Regions from separate parts of the Homo sapiens genome. Here region 2 is linked to region 1. Evidence: chromatin loops called from intact Hi-C (ENCODE). Cell type or tissue: PC-3. All regions are shown on one strand. Each heading gives the region's core, and the rest is flanking DNA. Links, peaks and the distances in the headings are about the cores only.

Region 1 (11,000 bases), core at 3,069-8,068:
AGGACAACAACAAAGGAGCTTCGGAGAGAGGATAGGATGGTAGTGGGTAGACCAGATAACCACTATCATTTGATCTTCATAGGAAGGACCAGATGTTCATTCAGTTTTTATTCTTCTAAACCAATTATTCCATCGCAATGAATATCATCTTATTCTGAAACATAAACCACAGTTTCTTACCTGCACCCTGAGCTAAAAAGATAGCTCTCAAGTCTTACTCTCTCCTTTCTCGATACAGTAGTTCACCCCATTTGTGGTCCAGAAGCTGTTTCCAGTGATCTCCAAAGGGGAAAAGTACTTCCATGATGAACATTATGTCTATAAAAATCAAGAAAATAAGCATCAAAAACTTTAGTTTTCCATGCGAATTAAAAAAGCAGCAACCTAAGCATTTCATAGTGTCATGAAGGCAAACTGCAGCTTGTTTTAATTTGCCTTATAACATATCTGCAGTATACCTGGGGAGAACTGATGTTCTAATGAATTAGGAAAGCTTCTTTTATCTCCTTCTACCTGTAGCTTGAAGACCTCAGCTTTTAAAAAGCTGTTGATATTGAACAACTGTTAAATTGGCAGTTATTCACAACTGCCAAATATTGGAATTTCCAATGACTACTGACTCAGGTAGAAAATAGTGTTGATACTTATTAAGCTTTCATGATTTACAAAGTGTTTTCCTATATATTTCCACCTTTAATCTTCACAACCATCTTACAAACCAGGCAGTCCGGAGGTTATTCATCTAATTTATGAAAGCATGGAAATGTTAAATGATAAGCCCAAAGTCTCCTAGCGTGGAAACTTGTTGAGACAGCAGGAAGTTTCACAGAGTTCTAGACTGTTAGAATGTGAAGAGCCTGGAAATCATCATGCTGCTAACATCATTGAAGAGGAAGAAACCAGAGCTAGAAGTTGAGTCACTTCCCCAAGTTCCCACACAGGGTTTCTAGAACTGGAACCACAACCAAGTTTCCTGGCTCTGAGGTCAGTTGTCTTTCTCTACTGCATCACAGAGCAGGGACGCCGTCACGGGGGTGTTGAGACATTAAGTGAGCTGGATCAGACAAGAATATATCCATGTTTACCTTCGCCTTATAACTTATGTAGTCATCTGTGTCCTGGAACTAAGTAATTCAATTGCTAAAACGTTGAAAGTTCTCTTCGCCTTTGGTCATTATATTTATCTCAATTTTGAATTTAATTTATAACCAAATCATGCATCCCATTTCTTTCATTTCAAGCATTTTTTGCCTTGGCCCCATATGCTATCAACCCCTTAAACCATGCTCTCAGCACCTATACTTAGAAAGTAAGCATTCAAGTGCATTAAAATTTCAGAATTTCCGGCTAGAGTTTTCTGGTGGTCACATAAAAATAAACAAAACATCCTTGATCTTAAAAGGAAGAAAGAAAGATCTATTTCAAAAATGAACAATAACATTTTTGTTTTAAAAGTTTAAGAATTAATTTTTAAAATTCCTAGACCATATCATGTCTGGTATTCCTCCTGTACACAGTGATCGGTCAGGTTTCCACATGACCTTAAGAAACTTCCCTATCATGTACCAAAACAATTGAAATGTGAGAAATTAATGAAGAAAATGAAACGTTGATAGCACCAAAGTGGTCCACTCTGGCACTTGTACCCCTCCATGACCTTGTCAACCTGATTTATAACAATTCTGAGTTTCAGCAGCTCCATTTTTATATGTAGAATTTTTCTACTGTTAATGTCACAGGGAAATCACCCTAGTCTTCTAACAGCAAAAAAATATATATAATACCTGTTTCTCGAGAAAATCTGCCAATTCCCAGCAGAACTACAGAACTTTATGATATAATCCAGGGACTTTGCTATGAACAGCATCTGCTGAGATATGCCCTGAACCTAATAGAGGACAAGGAAAAAGGGGTATTTCAGGGGTTTGGGGCAGCCCCACATGGTCTGCAAAATAGGAAGGTTTTTGGGAGGCAGGACAGTTCTAACCCTGCCCATTCCATGGTCCATTTTCAAAATGGTGGGCACTTTCACGCCTCATTCTCACCCTAGTCTTTGATGTCAGGAGGATCCTCAGTATGGTGAGAATAATACTGTATTTAAGATGAAGCTGATGTCTGTGTAAGGTCAGAGTAATCATCTTTATGAGTATTATCCGAAGATATTTGGATATCCGAAGATATTTGGATATCCAAAGATATTTGTAAGGTTCTCCAAACTTCTAGGTTTTTATTAAAGGGCTGGGCTCTTCCTGGTCTCAAACAGTATTTGTGGTTACTTTGGCAGATGAAGCACATTTTTCCTGTGCCCTATGTTTTTGGACATGCAGTATATCAAAGTGTTCGGTGGAAATAAGCATTCTGTTATTTTTTTCTTAGCACATTTTTTGTCTTCTCTTCCATTCAGTTATGTTGAAAGCTACGTGTTGGATCTGTTTTTTAGTTATGACATTAGATCTTCATCTGAGATTATCTAAACTACGTTGGTTTTCTTTTGATTACAATCTCTTTTTTTTTTTAATCTGCTAACACAAGCTCATGTTTATCTAGAAAATGCGCTTTCTCCTCAAAGTCATGAATCAGCATGAATTTCCTTTGAGTTAGTTCAAATCATCCAGAAATTAACAAATTTCAAAAAAGAAAAAATATACTAAAATGTAGTCAAAGCTTTATAAGAATACTTTATGTGCTATATCTCAGCTAGTCACTGAGTAGCTGTCATAAACCTATGACATAAACCTACTGTCATATACCGATGACAGTAGAGTATTGAAAAACCAGGTGCACCAGGTTCTTGTTTTCATTCTTGATAGGTTCTAAGTTCATTAAACCAGTCTCGCAGTTACTCAGAGAATCACAAAACCAAGTGTTCCTCTTATTATCTTGCTTAGCTCATTTTGGGTAAAATGCATCAAACGGCAGAATGAAAAATAAAAAAAAAAATTTGTTTTTATAGTTGAATGACGTTCTTCCTATGTATAAGTTATAACTTGAAAATTATTACTGCTTCCAAGATTCCTAACTTTCAAGCCACATGAGAGTGACTCATGGGATCCTGGTGGCCCCAAAGGATTAACAAGGCTTCCAGATGTGCCTAACACTTATTTCAGGAACTAGGGCAAGCCTCCAATATTATCTACAATGTGTGGAGAGAGGGTGGCGTGTCCATGTGAGTATACTGTAAGCCAGAAGGTTGCTGAAGATGTCACAAAATTTAATTGCTGATATTAAACTAATCCTTCCAAAGAAATTCCCAGCAAGTAGAAAAAAAGTAAATTCATTGGTGTTTTTATTGAGAGAGATTACCAGGAGTGAAAGATGCCTGCTTGAAGCAATGAAACAACAGACAGAATATAAGTTTAGCCTCTCTACCTTATGAGGAGTAAACTAAAAATTGCCCTATGCTTTCTTTCAGCCTCAGCTTTCCTCCTTTCAGAAAATCCTCCACAAACCGCACATCTACCAAAGAACCATTTTTGATTCCCGCTCTTCCCTATGTTAAAAGTAATCTCTTGCTCTTCTTAGCTCACTCAGCATTTCTTTGTACCTCTCATGATATTATAGCTCTTAGCACTTTCTTCCAGATATTCTAGTAAGTTACAGATACAGCTTAAATTTCCCCCATTGAACCCCTGAAGGCCAGAAGGGTCCATGATTCATCTTCTGATTCCCCAAATTGCCTGTGCAAGTTCCTTTTAAAATTCGTGCTCAAAAAAAATTGTTTATGCATTCCACAATTATTTGTTGAAAACGCATTTTGTGCCAGCCCCTGGGCTGGGCCCTGGATAGCCAGTGGTACATGAAGCAGAGACAAAATGAATAAATGACCATACCAAATACTGAAATCCAAAACAGTGCCTACTTTTCTGCTCATGGTATGTGTATGCTCTGATACGATTCTGTTGTGTAATTCTGAAGAACAAGTCAAGATAGCATTTGGCGTGACATCAATAGTCAACCACGGTGTCCCTGGCTGCTCATTCCAGGAGCTCCGTGCTGCGAGTGAGAATGCCTTTTAAGCTAAAAGCTTTGTCTTTCCCACTGTATATGGAAAAATTGACTATGCACTTTCATGGAGAAGGTCTAGCTAAGAAATGTTTATATTGGAACAAGTCCCATCTCTAAATCTGGGCTGTTGCTGAATGGTATTTTGTTTCCTTGGATCAGGGAAGGGGTCTGGAAACATCTGTAATGAAAGTATTGTTTTAAAATCAGCACAATTTTTTTCTTCAAATGACAGATAACAGAATTGCTTTAAATCAAATACTCTCAGCCTTCCCCATTCATTTCCTTTCATAAATGTGTATTATTTTGTTGTCATTAAAATGGCAGTGTGAATACTAGATTTGTTGCACCCCAGACATTGCCATTCCCTTTGCAGTCATTTTCTTTTCACTTTAGTTTGTGTTCTTTACCTTCACTTTTAGAAACGTGCTGTAACAGAATAGCTATCTCGATCACAACAGTTATCTGGGGGCAAAATTTCAAAGCTACAAAATGATGGTATATTGTAAAGCAATTCTGAAACTATCCTCCAAAATTTTTACTCAAAAGAAATGTACACATTATGCTATTTATAAATGAAAAGTTAAAGAAAATACATATTTACATTAAATAGTATTTCACAAAAATCTAAAAATGAAATCTTAGGGAAGGGAAATTAGGGGAAGAAATAATACAAAATACCCTTAAATAACATGAAAAGGATGGAAATTCTGTAGCAATTTTGAATACCATTCATGCTTTAAAAGGAATAGAAGTAGCTTATGAATGGTTTGTGATACTGTAGTTAAAATTATATTCCTGTATATTTACCACTTGTTGCAAAATCTGTTTTTTAAATAAGCTCCCCAAATTAAGGAGCTGAGTGTTCAGGATGGTAATTCATCTGCCTTGCTTTCTGTAAGCAGTTGGTGCTTGGTGTATTTGTTTATTAATGAACTATTTGGAAATGGCCTTGTTACCAGTGTCCCTGAGCCGACTGCCACTCTGAAATACTTGGATTTTAGCCTAAAGATCCATTCTTCTGAGGCTTTTTAGGTGTTTGACACATAGCAGAGTTGTAAAATATTTGCTAAATGGGTTCTACTGCTCACATTTTACAAATAAGAGCACTTGGAGTCGAATTTCATTATCATTTGTCTCATAAAATTTGACTCATAAAACACATGACAGAGTGGGAGTTCAACACACAATCCTAAGTTTGGAACGGGTTACAAACACTCTGTGGGGTATAGCCTTCCTTAGTGTTGAAGGATGAAGGTGTTGGTTTCATGGCTCAGTCAGAATTGCAGTGATGGTATTTTATTAGTACAATTTATGGGCCACAGTTTTCCTGTTAGGTGGGGCCAGACATATGTCAAGCTGCCACATATTCTGCCTGAGCAGACATCTGCCTCTGATTCATGAGGGAAACACCTGCACACATGCTGGTGTATATTACACAAAGAGGCATCCTTTTCCAGGGCCCATTGTCAGATCCCTCAAATGGAACAAAGGAGGTGTCAGGGATACAGCTGGATGTCATACGACTGGCTTCTATTGAGGTTGACTTTGCTAATGAGGGATCTGCATTATTTGCTTCGTGGTCTATTTCTATCTACACTATATAAAAACTGTTAAAAACTAAAACATCAGTTATAAATTATTGTATTTAAATTGAGAATAATTGCCATATGTCAAACCAAGTAATAAGAGAGGCCTAATGGGCTGTCTCTGAGGACTATCTGATAGTCTGGGTGTCCATATGGACTCAGCCACACACACTCATGGAGCAAACCTGAGTTTGCTTAAGAGAGGTCACTCCACCTTACCCCATCCATCACCTGCATTCTCCCCTCCAAGATGACTGGGGAGTGGTATTAAGACCTTTTGATGACAATGGCACTTTCCTGAGAAAAAAGGGAGACATACTAATGGGATATCTTCTATGAGACTCTTGATAAATTTGATAAACTTGAACAGAGATGACTTTTATCCCGGGTATTCCAGGGAAAGGCAGAGATGGACAGCATAAGTTTGTTTGCAGGCCCAAAAGAGGTGTGAGCTTCAGCAATAACGCCACAGTTTTCCAGCATCATTTTCTTCTTCATCATCATCCTCATCAAGAAGCGTGGTTGAGTGACTAGAGCACTAATGGTGCATCACCTTGCTCTATGTAAACAGCTTTCAACAAGTTGCTTCTTCGCTAGGCCTCAGTTTTCCCAAATTTAAAATTAAGAATTAGATACAGTCCTTCCCAGCTCTGGCATTCTGTGTTTCTGTAATGCCAAGACACATCCAATACATATTGATTAAGCATCTGCTCTATGAAGGCACTGAGGATTCAGCAACAAATCAGGTGAATCCAGTTTCTGTGCTCAGGGAGTTAAGTCTTCCAAGGAAGAAAGACAAGGAACTACTAACTTAAACATTGCTAAGCTGTGTGCCCTAAAGAAAAAAAGAATGGCAGCTCACTCAGGAGAACCAGTTAAAACAAATAACCCTGGTACAGACAAGTCCAAAAAGAAGAGAAGAAACTAATAGTTACAGAACAATTTCTATGCCTTTATATTGAACATTAAATGCATTAAATATTAGTTGATCCTCACAACCATTCTAGAAGGTAATAAGGTGAGCAGCCCCATTTTTTCAGAAAGGGAAACCAAAGCCTAGAGTTAAATAATCTGGGCAAGGTCACCCAGGTAGAGCTGGAACTGAAATACTGATGATCTCAGACTTTCTGCTGCCTCAGGCTGTCTCCAAAGGACTTAACTATAGGAAATTACATCCACTGCAAGGAACAGATTGCAGTGTGTCATGTCATGCCCATGGCAGATCAATCAGTTAGGTCTAGAGGCTGTGCTATCTTAAATGTAAGCACATTTGGAGGAGAAATTCATTCATTCACTCAACAAGCATTTACTGCACAGCTGCCAGGTGCATGGTGAACAAATGGGGACTGAACACAGACATACATGGACATTTCTTAAAATGGCAAAAAGTAGATTTATCATATCCTAGCCATTTTGTATGTAAATGCTAAAGAAGTAATACCTAAATGTGCATGTTCCTGGGGAAATAGAAGTAGTTACAGAGCTATTAGAAGCATAAGAAAAAAAAAAGGACAAAGAATTTTAAAGAAATTTGTTCCCCACATATGAAACGTTCTTGATTCTTTCATTTAACATTTAATTCACTACAATTGTATTGAGAAACCTATCAAAATTGACTAGTTGACATGGATCCCACCTTTGAATACAAACCCTTATCTATTTTGATTCTCTGAAAATATGCTCCATCAATTGAACAGGGGAAAATGTCATTTTGCTCAAGTTGTTATAAATTATGATAGAGGAATTATGATACGCGGAGTGAAATCCATCTTTCTTTAGATAGTGCAATCATCTTTCTTTAGATAGTGCAACTTCAATCCCCAGATGGATAGAATTCCATTTGTTAGCTCTGTTCAGTCTTCTACTAGCTATTCCAGAAATATGCCTTGTAAGAAGCACTTATGTCCATGCCGTTTCCTACCTATGGCCCCCAGTGAGACCATGCGAAATTTTGTTGTCACCACTAAATGAAGGCTTAGAATAGTTACAGCTAAAAAGACCTTTCCATTTCAACAAAGAACAATTATCTTGCAAGAGATGACTTCAAAGAGTTGAACTCAACTTTTTGAAATGGAAAGTTGAGTTCAGGATGTTGGAGGAGATAATGGGTGTTGGTATGGTTTTGGCTGTTTTCAGAGACTTTGCCTGAAGAAGGCTGAGGAGGATTAGGGTTATTTAAAGAGGAGGAGAGGAAAGCAAGGGAGATGGGCTGCTCTCCACCAACAAAGAAAGTGAGAAATGGGGCCATGAGGAAGACATGATTGAAAGAAGCTGAATATAAGTAAGCCTAAACTTTTGGCCTATTTCTAGCTCAGTCTATGAGCCACAGGGATTTCTGGTGTCGTATTTAATAATTTTCTAACAAAAGCTGACTGTGCTTTTATTTTAGGATTTAAAACCATCCTAGTTGGTAAATTAACATTTTTCAATGAGCCTTTGAAATTTGGTAAAGGCAACTTGATTATTTGAAAGAGTCCTTGACCTTGGACTGTCTGAGAAAGAAAGTGAATCAGGTATCACTTCGCACATCTGCTGGACCACTGAATAGTCCCCAGATCAAGAGCCAGCTGGTCTTTCCTACCACTGCTTGAGCACCCTGAGAACGAGGGTGTGCTGGTGACTCTGCACCTGTCCCCCCAGATCCAGAATCTGCCCCTGCCTCAAGAGACTGATGCCCAAAGGCTACAGCACACAAGCTCCCTTGCATTTCAGGGAAAGTAATAGGAGAAGGGAAAGTTGGGGCCATTCTGCTCCACTTCCTCTCTGCCTCAGCACGGCTGTTCAGGCAGAAGCCATGACTCCCAAGATGGCAGCTCCCGCCGGCAAGCTCCCCTCCTCCACAGTTCCAGCTTTCCCTGGCTTTGTGTAACAGGCTTTCTTTATCCCCTTGGGCCCTAGAGGGAGCAGATCTTTGCAAATTTTACTGTTTCTAGCTTTTATGGCCTCTCCATTCCTTGCTCCCTTAACCTGCCCACAATTCGGTAAACTCTAATTCTCTTCTTTCTCTTCATTTACACTCTCTTAGGTGAATTTTGATTATTCCTGCTGGGCCTGACTACCTCAGTGACAAGCCCCCTCCTGAAATTCATGGCTTTTTCCATTTCCTTTTGTCTAGAGGAAGCCTTCCCAAAAGCATCTACTACCATCTGCTTTAATTGACAAATTATTTTACCTTCACATAAAGGAAGAGATTATATAAAAAATTTTTAGCAAACTATAAGAACATAATCTAAATTCCGTAGTTCAGCTTCATTTGAATTATTGCACAATCTTCTCCTGGTTCCCCCATTTCAACTCCAGGCCAGCTGGACAGGGCAACCTTTGGCCTGAGCTTGTGGGTTACTCTTGTCATGTTCTGCCAATCTAAGGCCACAGATAGTTAGGGCTCCCATTATTAGCTCTCTTGATCCCTAAGGAAGCAAGACTGTCTGAGTTTGGGTCATAGATCCTTTCTTAGGACAGAAAACTGGCCTCTAAACCCTCTTACTTAAATTTTAATATTGTAATTTCTCAGTCAACTGGAAAATGAGAGTATTGTGCACTATTTTGAGGATCTTTTACCTCTGCCTTAAATAGTAAGGCCCAACTAGAATAAATAAGCACCGTAAAAGTCCTTTGAGTTGCACATGTAGCCTCGGACATGTAGCTTTACTGCTAGCATAAAATAATTAGTGGAAATCAGATTTAGTAGCCACTCAAATATTATAGAAGAACCTAAAGGCTGATGTATGCTTTAACTAAGACAGATATGTGTGAAATGTGCCACATGGGATGAGGCAGCTGCTAGCTGTAAGGTGAAAAACAAAGGAAGGACAAATTAAGTAAGGAATGTTATTTTGCTTATTTTTAAACTGTGTTAATAATAATGATACATAAAGTGAATAACCAGGAAGTTGGGGAAATTATACACAAGCGTCTCAATCTATTGTCAAGACCACATTAGTCACTTCCTAGAGATGATGTTTTAGAGATCTCACCGGGTATAGACATGGAAATCCTATATCCAGACAACCTAAGTAGGATCTTTTGTTTTCCTTTCTTTTCTTTTTCTTTCCTCATTTGCTCCTTTTCCTCTTTCTTTCATTCTTTCATGAGAACGTGTATGTCCTCCATGGATTTTAAGAAATAACATAGTCAGGCGGGGCACGGTGGTTCACCCCTGTAATCCCAGCACTTTGGGAGGCCGAGGCGGGTGGATCACGAGGTCAGGAGTTCAAGACCAGCCTGGCCAAGATGGTGAAACTCTGTCTCTACTAAAAATACAAAAATTAGCCTGGCATGGTGGCAGGTGCCTGTAATCCCAGCTACTCAGGAGGCTGAGACAGACAATTGCTTGAATCTGGAAGGCAGAGGTTGCGGTGAGCTGAGATCATGCCACTGCACTCCAGCCTGGGCAACAGAGCGAGACTCCGTCTCAATATAAATAAATAAATAAATAAATAAATAAATAAATAAATAAATAAAATAGTCGAAGCCCTGAGACTCTTTCTCAGTCTCATCCCCACTCCTTTACCCTTAACTGGCCTGATTTCTCAGATTCCTATTTCTTTCTTCATACTTTTCTTTATATATGTGTATCCCTACACAATATATTATTACATCATATTATTTTGCATGTTTTAAAATACAGTATAAACATCATACTGTTTCTCCTTTGCAACTGACTTTTTCCTCAATATTGTATTTAAAAGATTCATTTGTAGTTAGAGATATCTTCACTTGTGAAATTTGCCTAATTGCTCTCCAAAGTGTTGGCACAATTTGCCCTCACTTGCCTCATTCTTTACCAATTCAAACCCATTTTTCTGCTAGCATATTTTTGGCATTGACTTGCTATTTGCGAATGACTATGATAGGTGATGAGGACACAAAAATGAGTAAGACACTATCCCTGTTCTGAAGGAGTTCACAGTGATTTCAGGGAGGCAAGAGTATAAATTAAAATTTATAATGTCATGTTCCGTGTGCTCTGATGAAGTCTGTGCAAGGTGCCATGTGAGTGACTGAGTCTGAAAGTCTAGGGAAATAGTTCCCAGGTGAGATGAAGTAGGGAAAGACATCCCAGGCCTCTGTAGCGTATGTAATAGTATATGCAAAGGCAAGGCGGGCCAAAGCATGATATTCATGAGGGTTGTGGGGTATGTGATTGCATTAGAGCAGAGGGAGCCAAGGTTGATCCTAAAGAAATAGTTTAAGGTTGGATCCTTGTATGTCATGCTAAGGAATTTTACATATTCATGTAGGTAATGAATGAAGAGCCACTGAGAGGTTCAAAGTAGAAAAGTAGTACGATAAGAGTTTTTAATTAATTCTGGTAATGAAGAATGAACTGGAAGGAAGAACTTCTGGTGATGGAGAGAGTAGAGTGGAGAGAATTATAATTATCCGAGAGAGAAACACCAAGATCCT
Region 2 (11,000 bases), core at 3,712-8,711, 67 kb before region 1:
TTTCTTTAAAATACTTCAGCATACCAGAATATGTAAGAAACTCAAACAAACCAGCAAGAAATAAAAACAAACAACCATTAAAAAGTGGGTAAAGGACATGAACAGACACTTCTCAAAAGAAGACATACACACAGCCAACAAACATATGACAAAACTCTCAACATCTCTAATCATCAGAGAGATGAAAATCAAAATCACAATGAGATACCATCTCACAACAGTCAGAATGGCTATTATTAAAAAGTCAAAAATAACAGATTTTGGTGAGGTTGCAGAGAAAAAGAGAACACTTATACACTGTTGGTGGTAATGCAAATTAATTCAGCCCTTGAGGAAAGCAGTTTAGAGATCATCAAACAACTAAAAACAGAACTACCATTTAACCCAGCAATACCATTTCTGGGTATATACTCAAAGGAAAATAAATCGGTCTACCAAAAGGACACCTGCACTAGTATGTTTATCAGAGTACTATTCACAACAGCTAAGACATGGAATTAGCTCAAGTGCCCATCAGTGGTGGGCTGGATAAAGAACATGTGGTACATATACACCATGGAATACTGTACAGCCATAAAAAAAAGAATGAAATAATGTCTTTTGCAACAACATGGATGCAGCTGGAGGCTGTTATTCTAAGCGAATTAACACAGAAACAGGAAACCAAATATCGCATGTTCTTATAAGTGGGAGCTAAATCTTGGGTTCACATGGACATAACCATTGGCACAACAGACACTGGGGACTACTAGACTGGGGAGGGAAGAGGAGGGGCAAGGGCTGAAAAACTTCCTATTGGGTATTATATTCACCATCTGGGTGATGAGATCAGCAGACACCCAACTCTCAGCATCACACAATATACCCTTGTGACAAACCTGCACATGTACCCCCTGAATCTTAAATTTAAAAGGAAATTTTTAAAAATACAATAAAAACAACATCACAATGAGATATTACTTCACACCCACTAGGATGGCTATAATAAAAAACACAAATAATAATGTTAAAAGAAAACCTTCAGCCAAATTAAATTTAAAGGAGTTTAACTGAGCAATGAACAATTCGCGAATCAGGCAGCCCCCAGAATCACAGCAGATTCAGAGACTGCAGCACAGTCAAGTGGTGGAATGAGATTTATAGACAAACAAAAAGGAAATGAGGTACAGAAATTGGAAGTGAAGTACAGAACAGCTGGATTGGTTACAGGTTGGCATTTGCCTTATTTGAACACAGTTTGAACACTCAGCAGTGTATGAATGGTTGAAGTACGGCCACTGGGATTGGCCAAGACCTAGCTATTATTACAGGCTCACACTCTTAAGTTAGATTTTCAGTCTTGTCTAACTATTAAGTTAGGTTCCTGTTCATCCACAAGGACTCAAATATGGAAGTACGGATTCCTTCTCAGGCCATGTTTAGTTTGCTTTAACAATAACAAGGCTGGTGAAGATGTGGGGAAACTGGAACCATCCTACATCGTTGATGGAATGTAAAAATGGTGCAGTCACTTAGGAAAACAGGTTGGCAGTTTCTTAAAATGCTTAAACTTCACTTTAACATTGGTCCAACTCCTAGCTATCTACCCTAAATGAATGAAAACATATGTTCACTCAAGGACCTATATATATATAAGACATATATATATATATATATATATATATATATGTTCATAGCAGCATTATTTGTAATAGTCAAAAAGGGGAAACAACTATATATATGTTCATTCACTATGTATATATATATATATATGTTCATAGTGAATGAATGACAAAATTCAGTGTGTATATGCAATGAAATACTATTCAGCAACCAAAAAGGGTGAACTACTGATACATGTTACAATGTGGCTGAACCTCAAAAGATTATGCTAAATGAAATAAGCCAGATACAAAATCCACACATTATATAATTCAACTTACATGAAATATTCAGAAAATCCAAACCTATAGAAATAGATAATAGATTAGTGGTTGCCTGGAACTGGAGATGGAATTCGAAATTGGCTGCAAATGGGCAAGAGGAATCTTTCTGAGTGACAAAAATATTATAAAATTGGATTGCTGTGATGGGTGCACAACCCTATACATTTTCTAAAATTACTAAATTGTACACTTACAATAGATAAAGTTTATATTAAAGGAAAGTAAATTGCATCCCAACAAAACTGTCTTACAAAAAAAAAAAAAAAAAAACCCTCAGCACAAACAGCATGTATTGGTTTAAGTACAGCCTTAGGTATTATCTGTTATCTGAAGCAGAAATTTCTGCCCTCGGGTTGCTTAGTTAGCTAGTCAGCAGTTAGTTGGGAAGTCTGCACTCCAGAGGCTAGCACAAGTCTTCTTGCACGGAGGCTTAGGAAATTATCATAAAGAATATCAGAAATAGGCTCTCAATGATGAATTAATGACATGCTAGATATACAGATGAGCCAAGGAAATGGTTTCAAGATACTCCTCACACTAGAATAAGAACCTGATAAGGCCTGTGGCCTGTGCCCTTGTGACCTGAATCCTGTTGAAAGGTCATAAAACTTCTGTTTCTCTGATGTCAACTCTCAGGATAAAACGATTCTGCTTTTGGGAAATCAGTGTGTCTGCCTCAAGTAAATCAACCTTCCATGTAACAAGTGGATGAATCACCTAAAGAAAAGACCTAGGAACTCCTGAGACTTACAGTAGGTGGCATGTAAGGTAGAAGATATGTAGGATGGGCAAGTCTAGTGATTCCATGTACAATGTGAGGACTACAGTTAATAAAATTATATTAGGGAATTCTGTTTGGTAGATTTTTAGCTGCTTTTGTCACAAGAAAGTAGTAATGTGAGAGGAATATGTTTTGATTTGCTTCACTACAGTAACCATTTTACTATCTATTTGTATCCCATAACATCATGTGATAAACCTCAAATATACACAATAAGATTTATTTAAAGAAAAAAACAATAGGTGGCATGAACCGGCCTGGCCTCACTTTGTAATCAATGGTAACAAATGTCTCCACTCAGAATTGTGACTCGGAATTGTGAGACTCTATTTCATCAGCACATGATGTTAAGGTGGTGAGAGAAGAACTAAACTTCACTCACATCGAACTTGTTGGAACCTCCTATTTTCTGCCAAATATAACTGAAGAGGTGAGCATTTCTAAAATGGCATGGATCAATTTGCTATCCATAATTAAGTTTAATAGGAAGAGCTGCTACTCTCTAATTTGCCTTTCAAGTGTTGAAAAGTGCAGCTCAGAAAAGACTCCCTTGAGTAGCAGCCCCTCGTGCCTGGATATTGACTGACAATTCTAGCTGCTGATGCCAGGGACTATCCTTGTTTGTGACTTTGGTCTAATCCTTGTAATCTCTGAAACAGGCTGCCCCATGCCACACTGGCCAATTGTTTCTCATCTCTGAATGCTGATTTCAACAGTCTGACATTTTCTTTGGTTTCCTGTTCCACATGGTCTATGTGCCCAACATGTCTGTATATCAATATGTCTAAGATATTAATGTAGATTGGTATGATGAAGAACATTGGTATACATTTTAGACAGAAGATATTTCAATAAAGTGAGCATTGACTTCCAAAAATGTCAAACATGCAATCCACAATTCACCATTAAGCTATAATAAATACAAGCCATAGTTGTAGCTGTGTTTAGTAAATACATTTTCAGCTGAGACTGAATGGTAACTTTGGCACAGAAATAACTTAGACAAAGACTATTTGATTCAATGTTTAGAAGACTTGGTGATAGCAAATTGGCTCATCACAACTGATATTTTAAAGCATATTTCCTTAGAGGTTTCAAAATATTTTATCAAGAGTTTTCATCTCTTAATTTTTAAAGCATTACTGTGCTTATTTAGCAGATGAGTAAACTGAAGTATAAAAATTCTTATGTCTAGTCCTGCAGTAGGATATACAAGTACAAAGACTAGATGAAAACAGTGCCTCTTTGGGCATATATTTTAAAAAATCCAAACAATACAGGAAGATATCTGAAAAAATTAAGTAATGCTAAAAGGAATATAAAGAAAAATAGCACTATATCTGCCCCACCCTTATCCTGCCCTGCTTTCCAATGGCACCAGTTTTTATTCTTTTAACTATTTTTTCTAATATTCACCTTCACATTTTTAAACATTCTACACATGCTGCTATTCATTGTTTATAAAGTTTACACTGTACTCTATTGATTTCCTATGTGAAAGTTGGAGATTCTACTGACTTTTGAGCCCATTGACAAGATCAAATTTACACAAAGAACTCAGAATACGAAGAGGAAAGAAAATTTCAGGAGCATTCTTTGGAGAAATTGGTGCTGTGACTACTAGCCCCCTTTTCACCTCAAGGACAGGAATGCTATGTCAGTTTCAACTTGCTTTGCCTCAAGTCTAAAAACAGTAGGCTCCAAAGTGACCATCAGAGGGATCCACAGGACCCTGCAGCGGGAACACAATAGACATGTGCTGCACTTCTGGAAATCCAGAAGGAGAGAGAGAGGTCAGCAGGCGGCTTTCATGGCAGAACAGGCAGAAAGTTGAGGCTCTGTGGGAAGAAACTGGCTCCCCTCTGACAGATGATCACAGGTCTGTGAAATTCAAGGACCAGATGTAGTAGGTATGGTGGGCATACCCAAAGATGACCTCCAATGAGTCATGATTCTTCTGTACAATCCCCTCCTGTTTAATGTAGGCAGAGCCTGTATCTTGCTTCTGGTCAATAGCATATGACAAAGGTAGTTGGATGTCACTCCCTTGATTATGTTACATGGTGTGGAAAAGGAACGGGATGTCTCTACCTTGGTTAGGCAAAGGTGATAGGATAGTCACTCCCATCATTACATTACATCCATATAGGTAAACCAGTTAGATTATCTTTCTGTCTTTGCAAGACATCTGATCAAAGGACCTAAGAGAGGAAGCTAAGAGAGCAAAGAACTGCAAGTGGCCTCCAGGAGCTGAGAGAAGACCCCAGCTGACAACCAGCAAGAAAACAAGGACCTCAGTCCTACAACTGCCCAGAACTGAATTCCAACAAGAACCACAAGCACTTGGAAGAGGACCCCAAGCTCCAGAGAGGATGCAGCCCATCAGACATCTTGATTGCAGCATTGTGAGGACTTGAGTAGAGGAGCCTGCTTAAGCCAGGCCCAGACTCATGACCCACAGAAACTGAGATTAAAAAATATATATGTGTTGTTTTAATCCACTGAGATTGTAGTCACTTTTTATACAGCAATAGAAAACTAATATAAAAGGAATGTTGCTCTGGGATAGTATCAAAGTGAATCCTGCCCAGAGCCCAAAGGGGTCCCAACAGCAGGAAATGTGTGGGGCTGGTCATCTTCTACAAGCAGAAGCTGACTGAGAATTGGAAGCAGCCTGCCCAAGGACAACATGAACAGCCCATAGTATCCCAGGGGCTGGAGAGAGGTACCTGATGATAGTGGTCTCCAAAGAACTCACACGTAGGGAAAGACTCAGGTGAACTGTCTGCCAAGACTATAGCACTCAAAGCCACCTAAACCCCGGAAGAATTTCCTATTCCCTAAGCCAGTGATGTGTTAATAAAACAGCTCTCCAAGGGCAGGGATGGGGAAGCCTTGATCTGAAATATTTGCTAGTCTCTGTGGTGTAGATACACCCACCATGACTAATCTCAAGCTACCAGCAGTTTAACAACCAGCTTATAACATTCCTGATATTTAAGTGGCTCTCAGGAGGCAATACTTTCACACATCACAACCACCTCCACTTCCCCATACCTTCCCTTCCACCTTCCACCCTGAGGAATCAGCCAGCCTGAAGGAGTGGGGCAGAGAGCAGAAGCCTGCCCTTCCATAACAGATCTGCGGCTGGGAGGGAGAGGAGAAGGGACTTCTCCTAGAATGGAAATGGTGTGCTGATTCATACCTTGGACTAGACATTTAGAAATTTGAGACTTCTTGTGACTTAAACTGCCTGTTCTACCAGAGTAAGTAAAAGTTCATGGGATCTTCCCAGATTTACACACACACACACGCACACACACACACAGAGAGAGAGAGAGAGAGAGAGAGAGAAATATAATGTGGTAAGAAATTAATTTTCTCTGTAGGTTAACTATCCAAGACACAGATAAAAATTGCAGAGCTAATGTTTTCTTTTTTAAAACTGCTTTTAAATATTCCCCTCGTTTCTCAAGAAGGCCTTAATGTCTGAGGTGACTTGTACATTCTTAAGTTCTAAATAGAAGAATGAACAGTTAAATGACTGAGTGAATTCGCTTTCCTAATGTGCTTCTCTGTTTGAAAGCTGCTGCTGATGCTCAGGAAGCCCAGGCGTTAATGCTGCTCGCCTATGAAGGCGAGCATGAAGGTGCAATACTGGGAGGAATCTCAGGAGAACGCCAGGGGAAAATCATGAAATTTTAAAAGCAGTGAGAACTGAGTGCCTTTGCATACCTAAGTGGAACTGACAGCTAAATGGGAAGAGACATGGGAGCTAAGCATGAATATTTGCTCCAGGAAACTCACAGGGTACAACAGAGGAAAGAAACTTAAGCCTTGGGTGGAGTTAGACCTCTGGGGTCAAGATGAATGTGTTTGCATTATTTCCACTGGATTTCCACCCAGAAGCTCTCTGGTGAGTCATCTGGGAGCAGTTTGTGCAGTTGCTAAGGGTTACCCTTCTTTCAGAATATTCTCCCAGGGATGGAGGCCCTGAAATTTCCCTCCCTGTATGCTGAGTTCGGGAAGAGTAGCATTTAGTTATATATCAAACAGCTAGACAGGAGTACCACAGGGCAGATGTTCTTTGTATCACATTATTATGGTACTTCTTCTGCCTTCTGATATGGTTTGGCTCTGTGTCCCCACCAAATCTCGTCTGGAACTGTAATCCTCAGGTGTCCAGGGAGGGACCCACTGGGAGGTGGTTGGATAATGGGGGTGGTTTTTCCCATGCTGTTCTTGTGATGGTGAGTGATTTCTCATGAGATCTGATGGTTCATAAGTGGAAGTTTCCCTTGCACACTCTCTCTTTCCTGCCACCTTGTGAAGAAGGTACTTGCTTCTCCTTCGCCTTCTGCCATTATTGTAAGTGACCTGAGGCCTCCCTAGCCATGCGGAACTGTGAGTCAATTAAACCTCTTTTCTTTCTAAATTACCCAGTCTCAGATATTTCTTTATAGCTGTGTGAAATGGACTAATACACTTTCATTAATTCTACTCAAGTGACACTCTGGCAAATAAACAGTTTAATAGAAGGAGCACCACAGTAATAAGTTTCTGACATATTTATATCTTCATAGAATTTTTGGACTACCCTTGCTTTTAGCTGCTCACCTTAATTCTCCCTTCACTGAGAAAATAGAAGCAGTTAGAGGAAAATATCCGCAGGCTTCTACCAAAGTATCTACCTACATTCTCCATGTTCCCGTCTCTTCCATAGATGAAATTTCCGTTTTTCTGTGAGCCCCACCCACCCTTTATGTAATAGATCCCATCCCTTTTGCCTAATGGAGAATATCAATCTGCCAGTTCTCCTCTCTATCTCCAACACCATTCATTTTACACTGTCTGTTGGGTCATTCTACCAGGACTCAAACACGCTATTTTTTGTCTTACCTTAAATAGAAAAAAAAAAACTACACACACTCGTTTGGCCTCACCTTCCTACCAGCTCCTGCCCCATTCCTTTGCTCCCCTTGGCAGCAAATCACCTGGCTGTCTAGTTTCTTTCCTCAAATTCTGTCTTGAATCCACTCAATCAGGCTTTTGCCCTTACCACTCAACTGAACTGTTCTTGACAAAGTCATCAGTAATAGCCATATTACTGAATCCATTGGTCAGTGCTCATTGATTATCTTACTTGATCTGTCAGGTCAGTATGTGCCAAAGTCTGTCTTTCACTCTTCCTTAATACAGTTACTCTGTGTGGTTTCCAGGACAACACATTCTTGGCTTTCCTTCTTCCTACCAGGCTGCTTCTTTTCAGTCTCCTTGATTGGTTCTTCTGCTTCCCCCTGATGACTTAGTGTTAGAAAGAGCCCCAAGACCCAGTCCTTGGCCTCTTCTCTTTGCCAGCTACCCTCTCTCCCTTGGTGATCTCTAGTCCTATGACCCTTACACATCATTTACATGCTGATGACTCCTAAATTTATATCTCCAAGGCAGATCTCTCTCCAAATTTCTAGGCCCACATAGCCAGTTGTCTCCTCCATATCTCCACTTGGAGCTTAACTTCTCAGACTTAACATTTGAAACTGAGCTCGTAATCTTCCTTCCAAAGCTGCTCCTGCCTGCAATCTTCTCCATCTCTGTGGGGTAAGACCTTGGAGTTATCCTTGACTCTTCTTCTCTCCCCACATCCCCTCACAACAAATCAGGAGATCATGCTGGCTTTACATACAGAATATATCAAGAGTGACTACTTTCCACCACCCCTACTGCTCCCAGGACTGTCCCAGTTGCTGTCCTCTCTCATCTGGGTTACTATAATAGCCTCCTAGTCTCCTGGCATCCACACTGTTGCCCCCTAGTGTCCTCTGCAACACAACAGCCAGTGATTCATTTGAAACAAGTTGTTATCCTCTGCTGTCATCATGCCACAGTACTCTAGCCTGGGTGACAGAGCGAGACTCTCTCTTTTAAAACAACAACAGTAACAAAAACCTACGGTCCTACAAATTCCCTAGCAAGACAATTCTTTCCTCAAGGGAGGCTAGTGCAGATTCTTCAAGCCAGGGGAGATGCTTTCTCTGTTAAAGAAGAAAAGCCACTTCTACTGGTAACGTAAGCTGAATTCAAAAGTTCAATTTCTTCAGCTACATTAGAGTTGACTTGCATGTTCTCATCCCAGTTTTGCCGGTCACTGCTTCGCAAATAATACTGAAATTTCAATGTAAGATATCCTGAGAGGTTTTGAATTCAATTTACTACTTCTGGGCAGCATATTAATTATATCATATGGGTTTCACTGTGCAATGTTTTTGTTTTTATTTTATTATTATTATTATTATGATTATTATTATTTGAGAGAAAGAGAGTTTTGCTCTCGTCACCCAGACTGGAGTGTAATGGTGCTACCTTAGCTCACTGCAACCTCTGCCTCCCAGGTTCAAGTGATTCTCCTGCCTCAGCCTCCCAAGTAGCAGGAATTACAGGCACTTGCCACCATGCCCAGCTAATTTTTGTACTTTTAGTAGAGATGGGATTTCACCATGTTGGCCAGGCTACTTTCGAACTGCACTGTATTTTCTGTTGTTAATTTTTCCATAGTTTGTAATTTCGGGTTTGATATGCCTGTTAAACCAAGAGATATGTGAAAGCGTGCTTTTAAATCTTTAAATATTTATATTTAAGAAAAAAACTATTCAAATCTTGTTAACGTCTACTTTTGTTGCACTGTTGTAAGATAATATGTTGTGCATGGTCTCTTCTTGAACATGGTGAGACTTTATTTGAGGTCTGATACATGGACAATGTTTATAAACTGCCCCTGTGTGTTTGAAAGCAAATGCATTCTCAACTTTTTTTTTTTTTTTTAAGAGACAGGGGTCTCACTTTGTAGCTCAGGCCGGAGTGCTAGTAGTACAATCATAGCTCACTGCAGCCTCAAACTTCTAGGCTTAAGCGAACTTCTTACCTCAGCCTCCCAAGAAGCTGGAACTAAGGCATATACCACCATGCCCAGCTATTTTTTCTTTTCTTTTTTTTTATAGAAACAGGAGGTCTCACTATGTTGTCTAGGCTGGTCTCAAACTCCTGGCCTCAAGTGATCTTTTCACCTTGGCCTCCCAGAGTTCTGGAATTATAGGCATGAGCCACCCAGCCACATTGTCTACTTTTAGAGCTGGTTGTTATGTTAATTTTATCAAATTCCCTCTGGATTTACATATTTTGTGTTGACTTGATTTATCCATTTCTGACCAAAGTATATTGAAGTTTATACTTGTGGATCTATAAAACAAACAAAAAACATCTGTGCTGGTTCCCATCACATACAGAGAGAAAGCCCAAGTCCTACAGTGGCTGCAAAGCCCTCACTGCCTCAGTTACTCCTCTGGCTTCTTTTCCTACTCTTCTCCTAGCTTACTGATCACTTCATTCCTCACAGTGAGGCCTCCTCACAGCTCCCCAAATGTCACCATTGCTCTTTCCCTCTACTTGGAATGTCCCACCACCCCACCCCTATCCCCACTTCAGGATCCACTGAGCTAAATCTCTTACCTCCTTGGAATCTTTGCTCAAATCTTACCTATTCAGATGGGTCCATCCTTTCACCCTATTTAATATGCAACTTCTCCATACCCCCAAGTGGCTGGTCCAACCCATCTTACCCTGCTCTTTTTTTTTTTATTTTTTTCCATAGCATTTATATCACACTCTAACATACTATGCAATTTACTTATTTTGTTTATTCTTTAAGGTCTATCTTCCCTAACTGAATGTAAAATTGATTAGAGATCGATATTTGTCTGTTTTGTTCACTAATGTGAACTAAAGCTCTAGAACTTCGCTCGGTACATAGTAAGGTCTTAATAAACATTTGACAAACTATTTTAATAACCTATTCTTATACCAAGGCTTCAGTTTGGATCATTTCAGGAAATGTTCATTGCATTCTAAGACTTTTCTCAATCCTCTATTGGGAAAAGTAAATAAGCTGTACATTAGCAATAGGTCTTATTACAAGATCATATCACAATGCCTCTACCTTTTACTTATTTGATTTAAAACAATAATTTAGGCCACCTAAAATTATGCCATTGCTTCTCAAAAGATTCCCCATGGTCAGTGTTTCTGACTGCTTTTTTGCTCACTGTCCTTATTGAGAATCCTCAACAATATGTACATACATGTATTTTCCTTCAATTTCAGAGAGTCCAAGGAACTCCTGACATCTCCTCATAAATCTCATGCAGCCCAGTGAGAGGCTTCATGCACACATACACTCACAGAGACATATACATACACACATGACCTCTCTAATTTCACTCTTTCATTACTCGTATGTTTTT

The links. Peaks named below come from ENCODE experiments on the same cell type or tissue, not always from the same donor. Only the 100,000 strongest peaks of a DNase experiment are listed, where the experiment ranks them.
Region 2: it touches region 1 in a loop (5-fold over the local background); 5 of 110 quality-filtered maps call a loop at or near these places.

The regions. Positions count from the first base shown.
Region 1 is chr6:112,226,097-112,237,096 of GRCh38, reverse strand. All of the region lies in intron 2 of LAMA4 (laminin subunit alpha 4), which reads left to right. It overlaps LAMA4-AS1 (LAMA4 antisense RNA 1), which reads right to left and starts at 501. Exons shown (of 3, transcript NR_121193.1): 1 at 459-501; 2 at 181-318. In PC-3, for the core only: no CTCF peak of the experiment used is centred there; a DNase peak (open chromatin) is centred at 5,286; H3K27ac peaks cover 1,325 bases.
Region 2 is chr6:112,293,833-112,304,832 of GRCh38, reverse strand. All of the region lies in intron 2 of LAMA4-AS1 (LAMA4 antisense RNA 1), which reads right to left. It overlaps LOC107986632 (a long non-coding RNA gene), which reads left to right and starts at 5,733. Exons shown (of 2, transcript XR_007059712.1): 1 at 5,733-5,972. In PC-3, for the core only: a CTCF peak has its summit at 8,519 (motif pointing left); DNase peaks (open chromatin) are centred at 5,722, 6,582 and 8,522; H3K4me3 peaks cover 1,455 bases; H3K27ac peaks cover 4,185 bases.